2 separate regions of the Homo sapiens genome follow, and region 2 is linked to region 1. A link is a loop called in an ENCODE intact Hi-C map of the cell type or tissue named here. Cell type or tissue: GM12878. All regions are shown on one strand.

Evidence for each region. A loop is a pair of places that touch in the nucleus more often than their neighbours do. Peaks named below come from ENCODE experiments on the same cell type or tissue, not always from the same donor. Only the 100,000 strongest peaks of a DNase experiment are listed, where the experiment ranks them.
Region 2: it touches region 1 in a loop (6-fold over the local background); 2 of 110 quality-filtered maps call a loop at or near these places.

What each region holds. Positions count from the first base shown.
Region 1 is chr4:1,357,578-1,365,577 of GRCh38, reverse strand. The region is part of intron 7 of UVSSA (UV stimulated scaffold protein A); the gene reads right to left. Among named protein-coding and RNA genes, the nearest start is that of UVSSA, 14 kb to the right of the region's middle. RefSeq lists enhancers at 4,502-5,023, 5,024-5,545. In GM12878, no CTCF peak of the experiment used is centred here; no DNase peak of the experiment used is centred here.
Region 2 is chr4:1,022,874-1,030,873 of GRCh38, reverse strand. It overlaps FGFRL1 (fibroblast growth factor receptor like 1), which reads right to left. Exons shown (of 7, transcript NM_001004356.3): 4 at 7,153-7,233; 5 at 6,773-7,057; 6 at 6,210-6,563; 7 at 3,976-5,969. The coding sequence ends at 5,527. Among named protein-coding and RNA genes, the nearest start is that of FGFRL1, 15 kb to the right of the region's middle. RefSeq lists enhancers at 4,128-4,627, 4,628-5,129. In GM12878, no CTCF peak of the experiment used is centred here; a DNase peak (open chromatin) is centred at 4,543.

The DNA.
Region 1 (8,000 bases):
GATCCCTCACTGAGTCTGGAGAGCCCTCGTGCCACCCCCGCCTCCCTCCTCCCATTGAGGAGCTGGAGAATGGCAGGAAGGCTTGCTTTCTTTTTCCCCTGAGAAAAGCCAGTTCCTTGAGCCCACCCTGCCCCTTCCTGCGCCCGACTTAGTGGGCAGAGGCAGGGACCTGTGTGGTGACTCATCTCATCAGGCCAGAGAAAGACGGTGGCTCCTGCACACAGCACGGCTGTGGCACAAGACACCATGGCTGCAGCTGTGACCATAAGACCAGCCCAGGCAGGCCTGCTCTGTTGCTAACAGAACGCCAAGCTGTCTTGCGGGCATAACAGGGCCAAGAAGAACTGGGGAGGCACCTGCCTCCCTGCTGCCTGCCCTGGTAAAGCCTTTCTCTTCCCAAAAGCTGCTGCTGCAGTACTGGCTTCTGTGTGCACTGGGTAGCGAGCCCACTGCTCAGTAACATGGCCACACGGTGGGCATCAACTGCTCCATCCACGCGCTCAGAAGCGGCTGTGGGCAAGCTCTTCTCCGCCTCACCTTCCCTCTGGCCTGCATCCTTCCAACAGCCCCACCACGGCCCAGGACAGGGTGTGGGAGCTCGCACGCAGCCCCCAGGGCGCACCATCCTTCCCTGAGAGCCCCGCCTCTGCAGCTCACCCACCGCAAACCTGGTGTGGGCTCAGCACAGCAGGGCGGTCATTCCTCACCTTCAGCTCCCTCAGGCCAGGAGAGGGGCTGGCAGGGCTGCTAGGGCAGCTGAAGGTCATGCCCCCAGGGTGGCCAGGGTGGTGGTGCCCTGGGGTGGCTGGGGTGGAGGTGCCCCAGGGTGGAGATGCCCCCAGGGTTGAGGTACCCCCGGGATGGAGGCGCCTGCATTCCTGTTCCCACAGCACAGCTGAGGGAAACTTCCCGGGAGAGAGATCCCTGTTGGAGGAATACCAAGCAAGGGGACCCTTAATGGGTTTATAAGAGAAAAACCGAAAAACAGAATCACTCTGACACACACCTGCATCTCTAAAAAGCATTCCCAGCAGCAACACCTCAAAGGCGCCTGCGATCGCAGCTGTTTCCTGAAGGGAGGAAGGACAACTGAAGAGGGGCCTGACCCCTGACCCCTAGGGCGGGAGCCCACATGTTCACCAGAGACAAAGCCCAGGTGTGCAGGGGACTGCGGCTCCAAGCCCAGCCCCCACGGAGCCAGGCCACACAAGGCCACGGGGCCCGCGCACCAGCACCGTGCGGGGAGGTGGCCCCCACGGAGCCAGGCCACACAATGCCACGGGGCCCGGGCACCAGCACCCTGCCGGGAGGTGGCCCCCACAGAGCCAGGCCACACAAGGCCACGGGGCCCGGGCACCAGCACCCTGCCGGGAGGTGGCCCCCACGGAGCCAGGCCACACAAGGCCACGGGGCCCGGGCACCAGCACCCTGCCGGGAGGTGGCCCCCACGGAGCCAGGCCACACAAGGCCACGGGGCCCGGGCACCAGCACCCTGCCGGGAGGTGGCCCCCACGGAGCCAGGCCACACAAGGCCACGGGGCCCGGGCACCAGCACCCTGCCGGGAGGTGGCCCCCACGGAGCCAGGCCACACAAGGCCACGGGGCCCGGGCACCAGCACCCTGCCGGGAGGTGGCCCCCACACCAATCATCAGACCAAGTGCACTTTGTTTAGGAGCATCCCACTGCTGAGCATCTGGGAAGCACAGGAGACATTAATCACTGGAAACTGTAATTTTTGTTATCAGTCTAACACTGATCAAAAGGGAAGCCTGTCTCCACCGCTGACCTGTGAAACGTCCCAATTATACTCTTTGGAAATGACAGGGGCACTTAACTCCCGCGCTGAGCAAATGATGGCGATCCATCACGTCTGAATAACAACAAGCCACGGACCTGAAAATTATTTCTGTACAGAATCTGCCAGGAATTTATGAAAGGTGGAGAGCAGCCCAAGGTTTCAGGGCATTACGGTTCTCAGCCAGTGCAGCGCGTTATCACACACTAAACAGAATTTATGTGTTTTAATTTTCTAAAAGGTAGATGTGGACCGGGTGCTACAATGCATAACATATAGTGCCAGATTTTAAATATGGGCGTCGTTTTCAAAAAATATTATGCTTCCTGTTCGCACCCTTGAATTTCATCGGGGACTTTTATCAAATTTTCATTTCCTAAAAAATATTCAACTGCTCAGGTAACTATTAGGAATTACACCTTCTTTCTCCCCAAATAATGGTTCATTTCTGTGACTAAATTTGGAGCCCTGGGTTCCCCTTTGTTCTTAAATCAGCGCTGATGAGGGCACCCTGGTCCCGGTGAGCATCTCCCTCCGTAACAGCGGCCAGGTCCGTGGGTGGCTCTCCCTTCACCTCTGAGGCAGCCGCAGGGCTTCCTCCCTGGCAAGGTCCCACCACAGCCACCGTTTCCATACTTCAGCTTGCAACTACTGAGGCCGTGGTACCCCTCAAACCACAGCAACTCAGCATTGAGGGGCTTCACTGCGGATACTAAATGCAAGGCTGAAAGCTGCTGTTTTCAGGGTTCAAGTCACACGGGATAAACTCTCATGTCTGAAACCCACAGACGCACAGTGCGGTCACCTCCAACATCTGCTGCTGGGCACACTGAACGCCAGGGACAGGCAGGGATGCTGAAGATGGGGAAGCCGTGAGCCTAGGAAGCTGTGTGGCTGTTCACAGGCCTGTTCGGAGGACAGGAACGGCGTGGTCACCAGGGACAGAGCTCCCCGAGGCCTCGAAGCGCACGGAGCCCAAAGGGAGGGTGAGGCCCCGCACGAAGCCCCCCTTCCACGTGGTCCCACACGCCTCCAGTTCACCTCTAAGAAGTCAAATCATCAAGTGGTGACAGGCAAGAGCCACCCGCCCTCAAGGTGAGGGACAGATGAGCCAGGGGCCAGCACCACGGGTCTGCAAGCCCTGCTGAGGGGCTGGGCACCGGTGCGGGGGGGCTCTGGACGAGCAAGAATCCAGGAAAGGAGATCATACACCCTATGTGGTGCTGGGGCTGGAGATGTCTACAAAATGAGGTTAGGTTTGGAAAAGGTTCTCAAGAGCAGTCTGCTTTTACCCCGACCTGGCAGCCGAGTTTCCTGTGATAAAGCAGGGGCATGGGAGGCACAGGTCACCTGCAGGCTGTCCCCTCCCAAGGGGGCTGTGACCCGTGCCCACACCTTCCCTAATGGGCCAAGTCCCCTGCGGGGCATTGGAAGCCTCCCAAGGCTGGTCCACAGTGCAGGAGCTACAGGAGCTATAGACCCCTCGACATGGAGAGCCAAGACCACCCGTGCACAGGGCACCTCCAAAGGAACCCCAGCCACCGCGGGGAGGCGGGCAGGAGCACTCCGGCCTCTGCTGGCTTCATACAAATGGATTCTCACCCACACTTAAAAGGATTTAGAAAAATGAGCCTCCACGATCATAATTAAACAAGCAATAAAATGGCTAAAATATACAATGCAATCAGTTCACAGAAGTAGGGTGGCGAGGTTACTAATTATTTGAGAAGGAAAGGAAGAGGAGAGGCCGTGTGAAGGGGCAGGTCTGTCCGCCACACACAGGCTGGGAGATACAGCTGGGGCCATTAAATAAATTTTGTACGATCTAATTAACTTGGTACGCGGTCTCAATTACTTTTCACCCAAGAAATCACTTTTGTTCAGTTTTATGTGTGTCTGTTTCCCTTTTTATAAAAAAAAAAAAAAAAATGATGTAAGGCCTCGTCAGACAAGTGAGTTCCAAATTGCATTTGTCTTTCAGCGCCTTGATGGCTATGTGTTTAAAAACCCATTCTATCTTATAAACCAAAAATTAAACGTGCTCAGCTGTGATGGTCGTCATTGCATCTGCTATTTATATGCTAATGCCCTCCCTGGAAGGCCGTGCAAATTGCCCGGCCAGGCCAATATCTCATGTGCATCTCCGGCTGCCAGGGACGCACCTTGAGAGGACGGAGGGCGGAGCGGTGCAGGGCTGACTGCAGCAAGCGTGCGGGAAGGGCACCTGGCGGGCAGCACTGTCGGGGCCGAGCAGAACCTGCTGGACACAGACACAGCACCATAGGCGTGTCCTCACCTCTGAAACGAGAGCCTGGAGGTTCTGCTGAAGCAAGTCGTTGCTTTCTAGAATGACTGGTTCTTTACTATAAAATCTACACTCATCAACACGCTCTTACAAGAATATCACAAAACACAGTGCTGTGGGCCTCTTCCCATTCTCGTCTAACCCAGGTCACTCCCAGTAATGAGGCTCAGACAGACCTGCCCTTGGGAGCTGCCAGCCAGCATGGTGGGCCTCGGGCCGCTTCCTGGAGTCCCAGCTGCAGGGGCCAGGACCACAGCACCACAGGCCTGGGGGCCTTCTTGGGTGTGAGAGGAGGAGGCCTCAGGTTCACAAGATACCTGGAGGTCGATTCCAGAGCTAGGCTAGGGGCAAAATTTCTGCTGGGTCCCCGGGGCTGCCTGCCAGATAGAGACACACATCTGTCGACCAGATGCGGGCCGGGGGTCCTGGGTCTGTGTTGCTCTCCAGATGGATGGAGCTGGGCCAGGGCGGCCTCTTCTCCTGGGGCAGCCAAACTGGTGTTTGCCCCTGGGTCCCACATAGGACGTTCTGAGCAGAGGTTGTGGGCCTGGTTCTTACTGAGCAGGAGCACTGGGTGCAGTGCTCAGGAAGCTGGTTGAGGCACCAGGGGTCACGCAGACTTTATGTAAACGCCCCCTTCAGTGGAGAGCGGAATGACTTCTTAGAACATCTGGGGCCTCCAAACCTAGTAGCTCCTGCCCCCGAGCTCTGCGGAGAAAGCTAACTCTGGGCTCGGGAAAATGAAAGCTGCCTGTGTCCTTGCTCCCGGGCTCTGGTGAGTCACACACACACTCGGCTCACGGGGGCGGGAAAGGACCCTGCTTCAGCCTGACCTTCTCAGGGAAGGAGAGTGCAGCCAGGGCCCACAGGGGCCAGAACGCCAGCCTCTGGGAAGCAGGCGCCAGCCTCTGGGCGCGGCCATAGCACGGGTTTGTCAGGCGCACTTACATTCATCAGGAGGCCAGGCCTGGACAAGGAGGCCGGGGCCTACACAGCTTCTCCCGGGCTCAGCTTCCCTGTCTGTAAAATGGGGTGGAAAACCGATCGACCCCACGGGGCTGCTTTCCAAACGAAAGGGGTAACAGCATGGGGCGGTGTTTCAAGGAGCGCTGGGCTTGTCTGGCAAGCGCCCTGTGTTTTGCAGACAGGTACTGAGGGACGGTGAAAGCCCAAAAGACGGGTCTGTGCCACCGGTGTGGGAGGGAGGGCTGGCACAAGGCCCTGGCTGGGCCTAAGATGTTCTCCCCGTGTTCCCTGTGCTGACTCCAGAGAACCTGTGTATCTGCACCCCGCCCCCCGTGGGCAGCCCTTGGGATGCGGTGGCGCACACAGCGGCTTGGCCTTCGGCGTGATGGAGGGGCCCCATCACCCAGGAAGGTTGTTTCCCAGCCCTAGGGCGGTACAAGGTTTCCCAGCAGCGCTGATTTAGGTCCCTCCTCCCCTGCCTGTGCCTGGTGGGTCCACGTTTCATTCCTGGGTTTTCAGTTTCTGTCCCTTTCACCTCCTGGAAGTCAGACACTCCCATGGCTCCAGAGCATCACAGAAAACTTTCCCTCACGCACAGCAGGAAAAGGAGGTGGGGCCTCGATCCCAGGGGCTGACAGGGTCCCCGGGAGGCTGTCAGCTGCATCCTGGAGCCCACTGAACATCAGAGGGCAGAATGCTTCTGGCATCTAACTCCAAAGATCAGAGCTTTGGTGGTGAGGCCGGTGGAGGAGGCAGGCAGGCGGCCGACAGAGAAAGAAAACCACAGAGTCGGGGGGACGACTCTGGTTCTGTGGGCAATGGAGGATGCATCCACGGCCAAACCCATGTGGCTGCCACATCAGACTCAACATCGGCGAGAACAAAAACAAACCCGTATCTTTCAGCCACGGAAACAAGTAACCCGGTAACTAGCAGAAGGAAAGACAGAGCCACGCTGACGGTACTAAAGAGAACGATGCTTAAGATGCGTTTCTGACTCACTGGCTGATAGGAAATTAATATTTTGTTAATTACACAATACAAAGTAATTGGTGATTTGAGCTATGTAATTTGGCAGCAGGCAACGTGAAAGTTTCCAGAGGATTTTTATCAGCTCAGCGAATGACGCAGCCACGGATGATCACACCCACCCTACAGCGCGGCAAGGCTGGACACGCAATCTACCAAATGACGCTGCACATTGATCCAGGAGATTCACCCTCGGCCTGCTCCCAGACGGAAGCCACACAGAGGCACTCCAAACGCACAGCACACATATTCAAACCAGCGTTGAGTATTTTCTGAAGACGGAACATCTGTCCCCAGACGGAAGCCACTCAGAGGCACTCCAAATGCACAGCACACATATTCAAACCCGCCTAAGTATTTTCTGAAGACAGAACATCTGCGTCAAAAGGAAAACAGTATTACGTAGAAACCAAGTGGGAAATGTTAAAAAGGAAAGACACGGTGTCTGCTCCCGGGTGGCTGCCCGAGGAGAGCCTCAGCACGAGCACCGGCCGGAGACAGCACGAGGACGGGCTGGGCCTTCCGGGGCTAGGCTCCTGCCTCCTGCCTGCAGCTAGCAGCGTTCCATGTTCCCATCTCCTACATGTTAGTTGGAAGTTCTAAACATATTTAAATCAGGCATGACTGAATTAGCGTGCCCTGTTCTACACACGGAGTTAACGACGCCAATCCCCGTGCTAAATGGGGAGACACGGAGGGAAGTGATTTAAACCCTCTGTAAATTTTATTTGAAAATTAACGAGGAGCACCTCGTCCATAATTTCTAATTAAAATGGCTCTAATTAACGTCCACGTTTGTCAGCCAGCCCCACCTGCCGCACACACGCCACTCGGACGCAGCGGCCGCGCGGAGCCAGGAGGGAGATGGGCAGATACTGCAGTGGTGCCACGGCATCTATTCTGGGAAGCATCGCTCACCTGAGCTAGGCGAGCCCGCCAATCACTTCATCTCCAGGCAGCTCCTTGCACTCCAGCTGCCGGGAGCAAAATCTCCAAGGACTTCAGAACGGTGCTTTAAAAAGAAACCAGTTTGCGGAGAAGAGTCTAGAAAGTGTCCATTCAACTGACAAATGGGCAGCGTGGCGCCTCCCTTCCCACCGGAGCTGTGACATCCTCAATCCAGCCTCACAGGCCCTGCTGCCCTTGCACACTCACCAGCTCTGAAGCACAGCTGGGGCACATCTGCTGGCCAGACCATGTGGTCGAAGGGGACGAGGGGCCCTCCAAGCACTGTCAGTCCTGGCCGCAGACACCCCCCGCCCAGTGCCACCACTCAGATCTCAAGAGGATGCACACAGATGGGTCAGGAGTGGGCCCCGGCCAGCAGGAGTGAGGAAGGACAGTGGGATGGCAGCAGGCCCTGGGCGCTGGGTCAGGGTGGCTGCCTGTGTGCCAAGGGCTGGGGTCACGCGCCACGGAGGGACAGTGCTGGCGGCTCCACCACGTGGGGCGTGAGATGCTCATGTGAGAGTCACTCAGAAGCTCAGAGACAGCTAACAGTGTCGGCGGGGTCCCCGGGACCTGGTGGGTGGGAGCAGCAGCTGCTGGGGTCCTTCAGGCGGCCGTGCCCTGCCCAGTACCCTCCTGCATGGCCTGGCCCACACCCGTGTTATGGGCCCTGGCCCCCACAGACCAGGCCCTGAATATAGCATCCCTGAGGCAGGAGGGGCTAGTGCTGCCTCCAGAAGGGCACGGCCAGCAGGAGCCTGCAGCCTGCAGAGGTCTGGGAGGCCAGCACTCCTGAGCCCACACACGGCAGGAGCCAGGCTGAGCTGAACACTCATGAAGAGCACGCAGGGTCCCTGGCACACAGGGGGAGTCTGCATCCACCAGGGTGAGGTGGAGATGTGGGTGCAAGTCAGCCATGGCTGGGAGCCTGCAGGCCTCGCTGGTACCGTGGCCGC
Region 2 (8,000 bases), 330 kb after region 1:
GAGGTGGGCCCAGCCCCTAGACCCACCTGGGCTCCTGCCCAAGGCTGCGGAAGGGAATGGGAAACCCTCCCATGGGGCCAAGGCCGCCTCTGCTTCAAGAGCCCACAGGGAGCCCCAGCCTTGGCCACACCCACTCAGGCCCAGCATGCAGCTGCCAGCACAGTGGCGGGAGCCTTCCGGGGAGACCCACCTGCATCCCCTCGCTGGCCACACTCCTCCCAAGGCAGAGGCAAGGGAGAGACAGGCCGAGCAGAGGAGGCCAACGGTGGCGAGTGCGGCCCCTGGGCAGAGCCGGTGTTTCTCAGGGACTGGCGTCTCTCCTCAGGCACTGCAATGCAAACCTAAAATTCATCGGCAACCCAGAGCCCTGGAACACAGGCCTGGGTCTTGTGTGGCTGAGGCCCAGGACCCGCCAGGCCCCACCAGCCCCCAGGAGAGCCCCTTCCCCAACCCAGGCAGCCACCTGGGCCGGGCACACTGTGAGGCCAGCACAGGGCACAGAGAGCCCGAGACCACCAGGCCCCGCCCACCGCGTCCCTGCCCCGCCTCACCCAGCGTGGCTCCACCCAGCACTCTTGTCCCCCGGGACATCTGGAAGCTTCTCCTACCAGAAGCTAGCTCCAGCCATGGGAGGGGGACTGTCCCAGCCCAGCCCGAGGGGCCCAGTGCCCCACACACTTGGCCCTGTGGCCTCCCTGCCTCTGCCTCCAGGAGGTGCTCCCATGTTCAAATCCTGGGGGACCCCTGGCAAACCCCAGCCCCACAGCAGGTCCGGGGCCCACACAGTGCCCCAGGGAGGCTTGGCTGGTCCCTGCGTCCTGGAGCCTTGTGTCCCAGGGCCGGATCTCTGCTGTGCGGGGAGTCCCATCGTGCACCCCGAGCACACAGCCTGGACCCCTCTTCCTGGCCTGCACCCCTCTTCCTGGCTTGGGCCCCATCTGTGCTCCTCGTCCCACGTTCCTGACCCGGTCCCCCAGCCCCCAGCCTCGGCCTGGGACAAGGCTGTGATCTCTGGCCAGGTCCTCTGACCCACGGGCCCATTGGGTGGGGCTGCCCACATCCCCTATCTCTGCCTCATGCTGCCACCCTGTCCCTGGCAGCAGACGCAGGCACCCCCGGGACAGCTGCAGGCGGCTTATGGGCACCCCTTTGAAGCCAGGAGGGCCGGGCGGGGGCGGGTCACACCCGGGGGTGTTGGAGCCTGGGCAGCACTTTCAAGTTAGCCGGGCTTTACAGGGAAGCAGCTTATCACCACCAGGACAGGGCCAGGGAGGACCATGGGCCTGGCCCCGTGCCCACACCCTGCCCCGCCATGCTGAGCCTCCCCCGGGCACCACCATCTCGTACCCAAAGGGCCTGGCCTGGGGGCCGCCCTGAGGACACAGCCAGGTCCCCTCCGTTGACTCCTGGGCTGCAACCCCCACCACTACAACCCACACCACCAGCAGCCCAGGACAGAGCCAGGGACGGGTGCCCAGCCCTGTTCCCGTCCCCACAGCACGAGCTGCCCCATGACCTTCCTGTGGTGGCCAAGGGCATGGGACCTGGTCTTGCCCACGTGAAGGGTGACAGTGGAAGAGCCAGGAAGCCCCAGGTGCAGCCCCTCCCTGGGGAGACGGCTGCCACTCTGGGCTCCTCCCTTCTCCCTGGGCCCCCTCGGTCGCCCTGCCCCTCAGATTCCATGCCCCAGCCCCACCCCTGCAAGGGCATTGCCCAGAAGCCCGCTGGCCCCCAAGGAGCCTCCCGACGCGTGTGTGTCGGTCTCTTCCTGGGCCTGGAGCCCCCATGGTGCAATGGTGTGCAGGTGACCCGGGCAGGACAGGTGAGACGGGGCCCACAGAGCGGCACCCCCACCTCCCACAAGCCCCACCCGGCCCTTCGAGCCTCCTGGCCAGTGAGCCTGGGGTGAAGGGCTCCCCATCTTTCAGGTGCTTGGCCGGAGCAGACCACTGTCAGAAGCGCAGTCCTGCCCTCTGTCCTGCTGGCCACACTCACGCCCTGGGCGCCTCTGCCCGCCTCCTGCCTCAAGTCCTCGAAGCACACGGGGCCTCTGTGCTCCCAGGCCTCCTGCACGTGGAGGGGAGGGGAACGCAATTTTGTTCTTGGGAGTGTGGACGTGCAGATGTGACGAGGGAGCCGGCGCAGGGCACAGACGCGTGCTGCCGTGACGGAGATGCGGGAAACGGCATCGGGATGGCCGTGTGGCTGGTGGGGGGACAGGAGCCACGGGGACAGGAGTCCACGGGGCAGGGCCAGGCAAGAGACAGCCAGGAACACAGGCCAGGCGTCCACAGGGCAGGGCCCCGGCAGGCTCAGGCTGGAGACCGCCGAACAGAGGGGCGTGGGGGCGGGAGCAAGGCTCTCGGGACTGGACGGCCAAGGGGGAAGGGTCTGGAAGTCGCAGGGGAGAAAGCAGGGGCTCCAGGCAGCCCCTGAGGAAGGCTAGGGAAGGACTGAGGGGTCTGAGCTCCAGGCTATTGGCCCGGGGGTGGCTGGGGCCCCATAGGCAGGAGATGGGTCTGTCCTGACTCCTTGGGGTCCCCCTGCCCAGCCTGGCATCCAACGTGGCCACAGCATGACAAAGTCCAGAGCCCAAGACCCAGAGGCTAGGCTGTGCCAGACCTGTCCGTTGAGGACCACACAGCACTAGTCAGCACCTCCTGTGGGCAGGCGCAAGATGGGCTGGACCACAAGTCAAGGGTGGCCCTGAGTGGGGGCCTGGACCTCACAGCAGGCAGGGTGCAGGCGTGGGGTCTGCGGTCCCAGTGTCTCCTTCAGAGGCTCTAGGGGACAGCCCTCTCGGACTGCCCATCCCTCCGCCCACTCCCTGGGGAGGGGCAGCCTGTCCTCTGCAACCCCATGACCCGCTGCCTGAGGCCTCCCTGCTGCCCAAGGTGGCCAGACGCCTGAGGTCTCCCTTCCACCCTCCCCTACTCCAGACTGAAACCCGACCAGGCGTCGGCCTGCAGCCTGTCCTGTCTGGGGAACATCTGTTTGGCTGCCAGCTGTGGGCCGCGTGGAGCCCCCACTGTCCCCCAGTCAGGGTGGCCAGGCCTCCCACAGCACCCATCAGCCACACGCAGCCCTTACCAGGGCCATGCCTGAAGCTGTCACCGTCCAAGGAGTCAGGACTTCCTCAGGGGAGAGAAGTAGGGTCTACCCTGGGGAGGACAGAGAACAAAAAGGGGACATCTTGAAAGCCATGGGGTCCCCAGAAGCTCCAGTTGGGGAGAGGTCCCTGACACCTCTCCCCAGAGCCCACCTGTCGTCTTTGAAGCCAGGCAGGGTGAGCTTCCTCCAGGGAAAAGCTCTCAGAACCAGAGCGGGTCAGGAAGCGCGCTGCACGCCAGCAGGACCAGGCTCCGGGGACGCAGTGGGCCTCACGCTTTGCTGAATGCACGAGGGGCCCCGGTGCCTTTTCTTACGAGGCTAACGGAACCCCCGGCAGGCAAGGGCCCCGGGTGGAGCTGGCAGCCCCACCCCTCCTGCTGACCGGGTAAGATGGGGTCGGCCACCGTCGCAGCACCGCAGGGTGGCTGGGAGGGCACTCGGACGGAGCCCTGAGGTCAGAGGTGACCTGAGCCTGGCCCCATCCCCAGCTCTGAGGCCAGTCTGCTGCCTCCTGTAGGGCCACCCACCAAAGCCTGAGGAGGGGCTGGGGAGTGGCCAGGCCCTGCACTGAGGGCCATAGGTGCCAGCCCCAGGACACAGAGAGGGCGCCGCTGGGACAGGGGTGCAGGACGCAGGCCTGGCCAGGCATGTGGGCAGTGCTCACGCCCAACACCACCGAAGCCCAGTATACCCAAACTCTCCCGCCGGGAGGTGCAGTTCTCAGCCCCTGTGGCTCTGGCCCAGCGAGGGGACTCCAAGAGGGTTAGGCTGCTGGTTCTGGAGACCAGGCCTGACACACAGGCACAAATGTGAGCACACACGAGCATGCACACGTGCATGTAGACATGGGCAGAAACACCAGCCTGGAGGGAAAGGATGCACTTTCATGTTTAACAAAATAAATTAAATATACGGGGCTTCAGCTCAAACTCTACATAAAATTACAGAGATCTGGGGCCACCACGACAGTGGGGTGGGGGGTGGTGTCTGGCCTGGACGGGGTGTGGTCATCAGCATGGCTGAAAGACCAGGCGGGTCCCGGGCCCCAGGAGAGACCACAGTCCCTGCAACCCAGTCTTCCTTCCATCATTATTAATATTATCTTCATTTCTTAAATATAAATACCAAGGCCCCTTCTCTGTGTCAGGGGGAGAATGCAGTGGGGATGAGCCACTAGCCATGGGCTCCAGCCTCTCAGGCTTGGGGCTGCTGTGCCCCCAACCCCAGCCCACAGCAGTAGGGGACTCCTGGGCACCCAAGGCAGGTGGCAAAAATAGCCGCCAAGGCCAGGGGACAGAGGCGGGGATGGAGGCGGGGACTGAGGCGGGGACAGAGGCGGGCAGAGTTGGGGGAGTGACGGTGGAGCAGGGAAAGTCCCTCATCAACTATGAGCCTCACGGCACACGTACTGCAGGCTTCACGGCACACCCTCCCAAAAGCACGTCAGTCTGCGTGTGTCCAGGCAGCATATCTGCACCTGTGTGTGCATGTGTGTCCGGAAGTGTGTGCCCAGGCAGCATATCTGCATGTGTGCGTGCGTGTGTATCCGGACAGCATATCTGCACGTGTGTGCATGTCCAGACAGCATATCTGTGCACATGTGTGTGTCCAGGCAATATCTGCACGTGTGTGAGTGTTGAGGCAGCATTATCTGTGTGTGTGTCCAGGCAGCATATCTGCGTGCGTGTGTGTGTCCGGACAGCATATCTGTGCATGCGTGTGTGTGTCCGGACAGCATGTCTGCGTGTGTGTGTGACTAGACAGCATATCTGCGTGTGTCCAGGCAGCATATCTGCGCCTGTGCACGTGTGTCTGGAAGTGTGTGTCCAGGCAGCATATCTGCATGTGTGTGCGTGTCCAGACAGCATATCTGTGCACACGTGTGTGTGTGTGTGTCCAGGCAATATCCGTGCATGTGTGTGTCAAGGCAGCATTATCTGTGTGTCCAGGCAGCATATCTGTGCACGTGTGTGTCCGGATACCATATCTGCACGTGTGTGCGTCCAGACAGCATATCCGTGTGTGTGTGTGTGTCCAGGCAGCACATCTGCGCATGGGTGTGCGTGTGTATGTTCAGGCAGCATGTCCTTGTATGTTCTGGCATGTCTCTGTGCGTGTGCGTGCATTTGGGCAGCTTATCTGTGTGCCCAGGCGGCATATCTGTGCATGTGCGTGTGTGCGTACGTGTGCCTTCAGGGAGCACGTGTGCGCGCATGTGTGTGCATACATGCATCCAGGCAGTGTGTGTGTCTGTGTGTGTGTGTCCAGGGGCTATGCCTCACACACAGACTGCCTGGGGTGCTGGCCATTCCTCCTCGCCATGGGTCCCCTGCCTTCGTCTGCAGCTCCGTCCTCCATCCTCCCAGTCTGCCTGTCTGGCCGGCCCCCCCGTGCCCACTGCAGATACGGTGCCGTCTAGCACTGATAGTGGATGTGCTGGTGGACCTTGCCCTCCACGTGTGAGTGTGTGTGAGAGTGTGTGTGTGTGTGTGTGTGGATGTCTGTGTAGAGTTTGGGGTACAACTTAGGGCCAGCAACTGGGCCTGGGCCCAGTAAGTGCTGGGGGGCTGCCGGAGACCCATGCTCCTCACACAGCCCCACACCAGGGCCAGCGCTGAGGGCGGCCAACGAGGGAAGGTCCTTGTCTCCGCTGCGGTCGCGGGCCGTCCCCGGCGGGCGGTGCCCAGGCAGGGGAGGGGCAGGCGCGGGGGTGCACGGCTTCTTCTGGGCCTGGCAAAGCCACAGGAGCAGGGTGCCCAGGATGAAGACAGCGCCGGCTGGGATGCCGATGACCACGGGCCACGGCAGGCTAGTGGCCGAGGACGAGGAGGCCACAGGTGGCCCTGGCGGTTTTGGGTCTGCAAGAGCGAGAGGAAAGGAGGTAGGGAGGGGAACGCCGACACAAAGACCAGGAGAGCACCCCAGACCCATCCCAGGGGCTGTGGAGACGGTGCCCCTGGGCTGCCCTCCCTCGGCAGATGACCTGGCCAGCACGGCCCGGGAGGGAAGGGTGGGGCCCCACCCGGTGGGTGGGACGCCGGGCCCAGGGGGCGGGTCCGGGCACCAGCATGGTGTGGCGTGGCGTGGCAGCCGCGCACCTGGCAGCACGGTGAGGAAGGCGCTGCGGAAGCTGTAGCCCATGGTGTTGGCGCCAAGGCAGATGTACATGCCCGCATCGTCCTGGCGGGCACGGGTGATGAGCAGCTTATTGAGGTAGGAGCCGTCGGGCCGCGACCACACGTCACCCGTGGGCAGCACCACAAACTTCTGGCCGCCCACATCGATGGTGGAGTTGTGGCGGCCCTCGGCGCCGTACTCCACGCGCTTCAGCCACTGGATCACCGGCTTCACGTCGCTGCGCACCTTGCACTGGAAGGACGTGGTCCCCCCGAAGTCCACCGTCGTGTTCACGGGGTGCGTGCCTGTGAGCACGGGCTTGGAACGGGTCCGCTCTGTGGGAACGTGGCACGCGGGCATGGCTCCTGGGCCGCGCCGGACTCTACCCCGCCAGCACCCTGGGCCCACCAGCACCCCCAGCCCACCACCCCCAAGCCCTGCCAGTGCCCCCGCCCACCAGCGCCCCCGCCCACCAGCACCCCCGCCCGCCAGCGCCCCCGCCCACCAGCACCCCCCGCCCGCCAGCGCCCGGGGCCACACTCACGGATCACATCCACCTTGTAGGTGGCGTTGATGGCGCCCGCGCGGTTCGACACGCGGCAGGTGTATTTGCCGCTGTCCTCCGGCCGCAGGTTCTTCAGGCTCAGTGTCCACTTCTTCTTCCTGGGCTCAGCGGCCTCTGGGCGCGTCAAGGCCTGGTCGTCCTTCATCCACGTGATGTCGGGCCGAGGGTGCCCGCTGGCCACGCACTTGAGCCGCACGGAGCTACCCACGGGCCGTGCGATCACCCGGCGCCTCATCTTGGAGGGCTGTGTGAAGCGCGGTCGTGCTGCGGGGTGGGGTGGCGTGGAGGTCAGAGGACGGGGATGCAGCCAAGGGGCCGGGACAGACGGACGCCCCCCACCCCCGTCACCCCCTGCTCACCCCACTGCTGGCTGGCGGGGTCCTCTTGACCCCCAGAGGAGCTGTCGGGCCCCAGGCTCTCCTTCCCTGGGCTAATGTCATCTGCAGAGAGACGGAGGTGCACAGGGAGGGCAGGTGAGGGGGGCCCTGAGGAGCTCCCCCAACTCCCCCGTGGCCTCTAGCTCCCCCAGCCCCAGCCGGGACAGCCCTGGACACCCAGGCAGGGGGCTGCGCCACACACCCACAGCCCAGAATCCCAGGGACAGCTGGGCAAGGGCCGCTGGCCCACACTGGGCGCAGGTGACCCTGATGGGCACGGGTGGGGCTGGAGGGCCGGCCCCCATTCTGGCTCCGGGGGGTCTGCAGGCCCCGGGGGAGGAGGGAGCCGGGCCCGGCCAGCAGCTGCAGTAACCCTAGCCTACATCAAGGGGCCGAGGGCTGGTGAACAGACGAGACTCTCATACCACCCGGTCATCGTCCCCTTTGAAAGGACTGTGGGGTGGGGGTGGGGGACAGCCAGTTTTCCCATTCCACACAATGCCGAGGGGCAGGGCGTGCTGTGGAATGTCCCCTCCATCCACCCTGTGACAGCCGCTCCTTCACTGAGCCCAGGACCAGGCTGTCTCAGGCCGCACCCCCAGACCCTGCTGGGGCCTGGGCCAGGCTCCTGTATTCAGAAAACGGGCACATGTACCCTAAAACTTAAAGTAGAATTAAAAAAAAAAAAGAAACGGGCCAGCCCAGCTCCCAGGAGCTCCACCCGAGGGCCCCACACCCAGGAGCCCAGCGGAGCAGGCGGGGTGCCGGGTCCCTAGGTATGGAGGGCGTGTCTCTCTGGACACCTGTCCAAGCCCAGCGCCCGGGCCCCA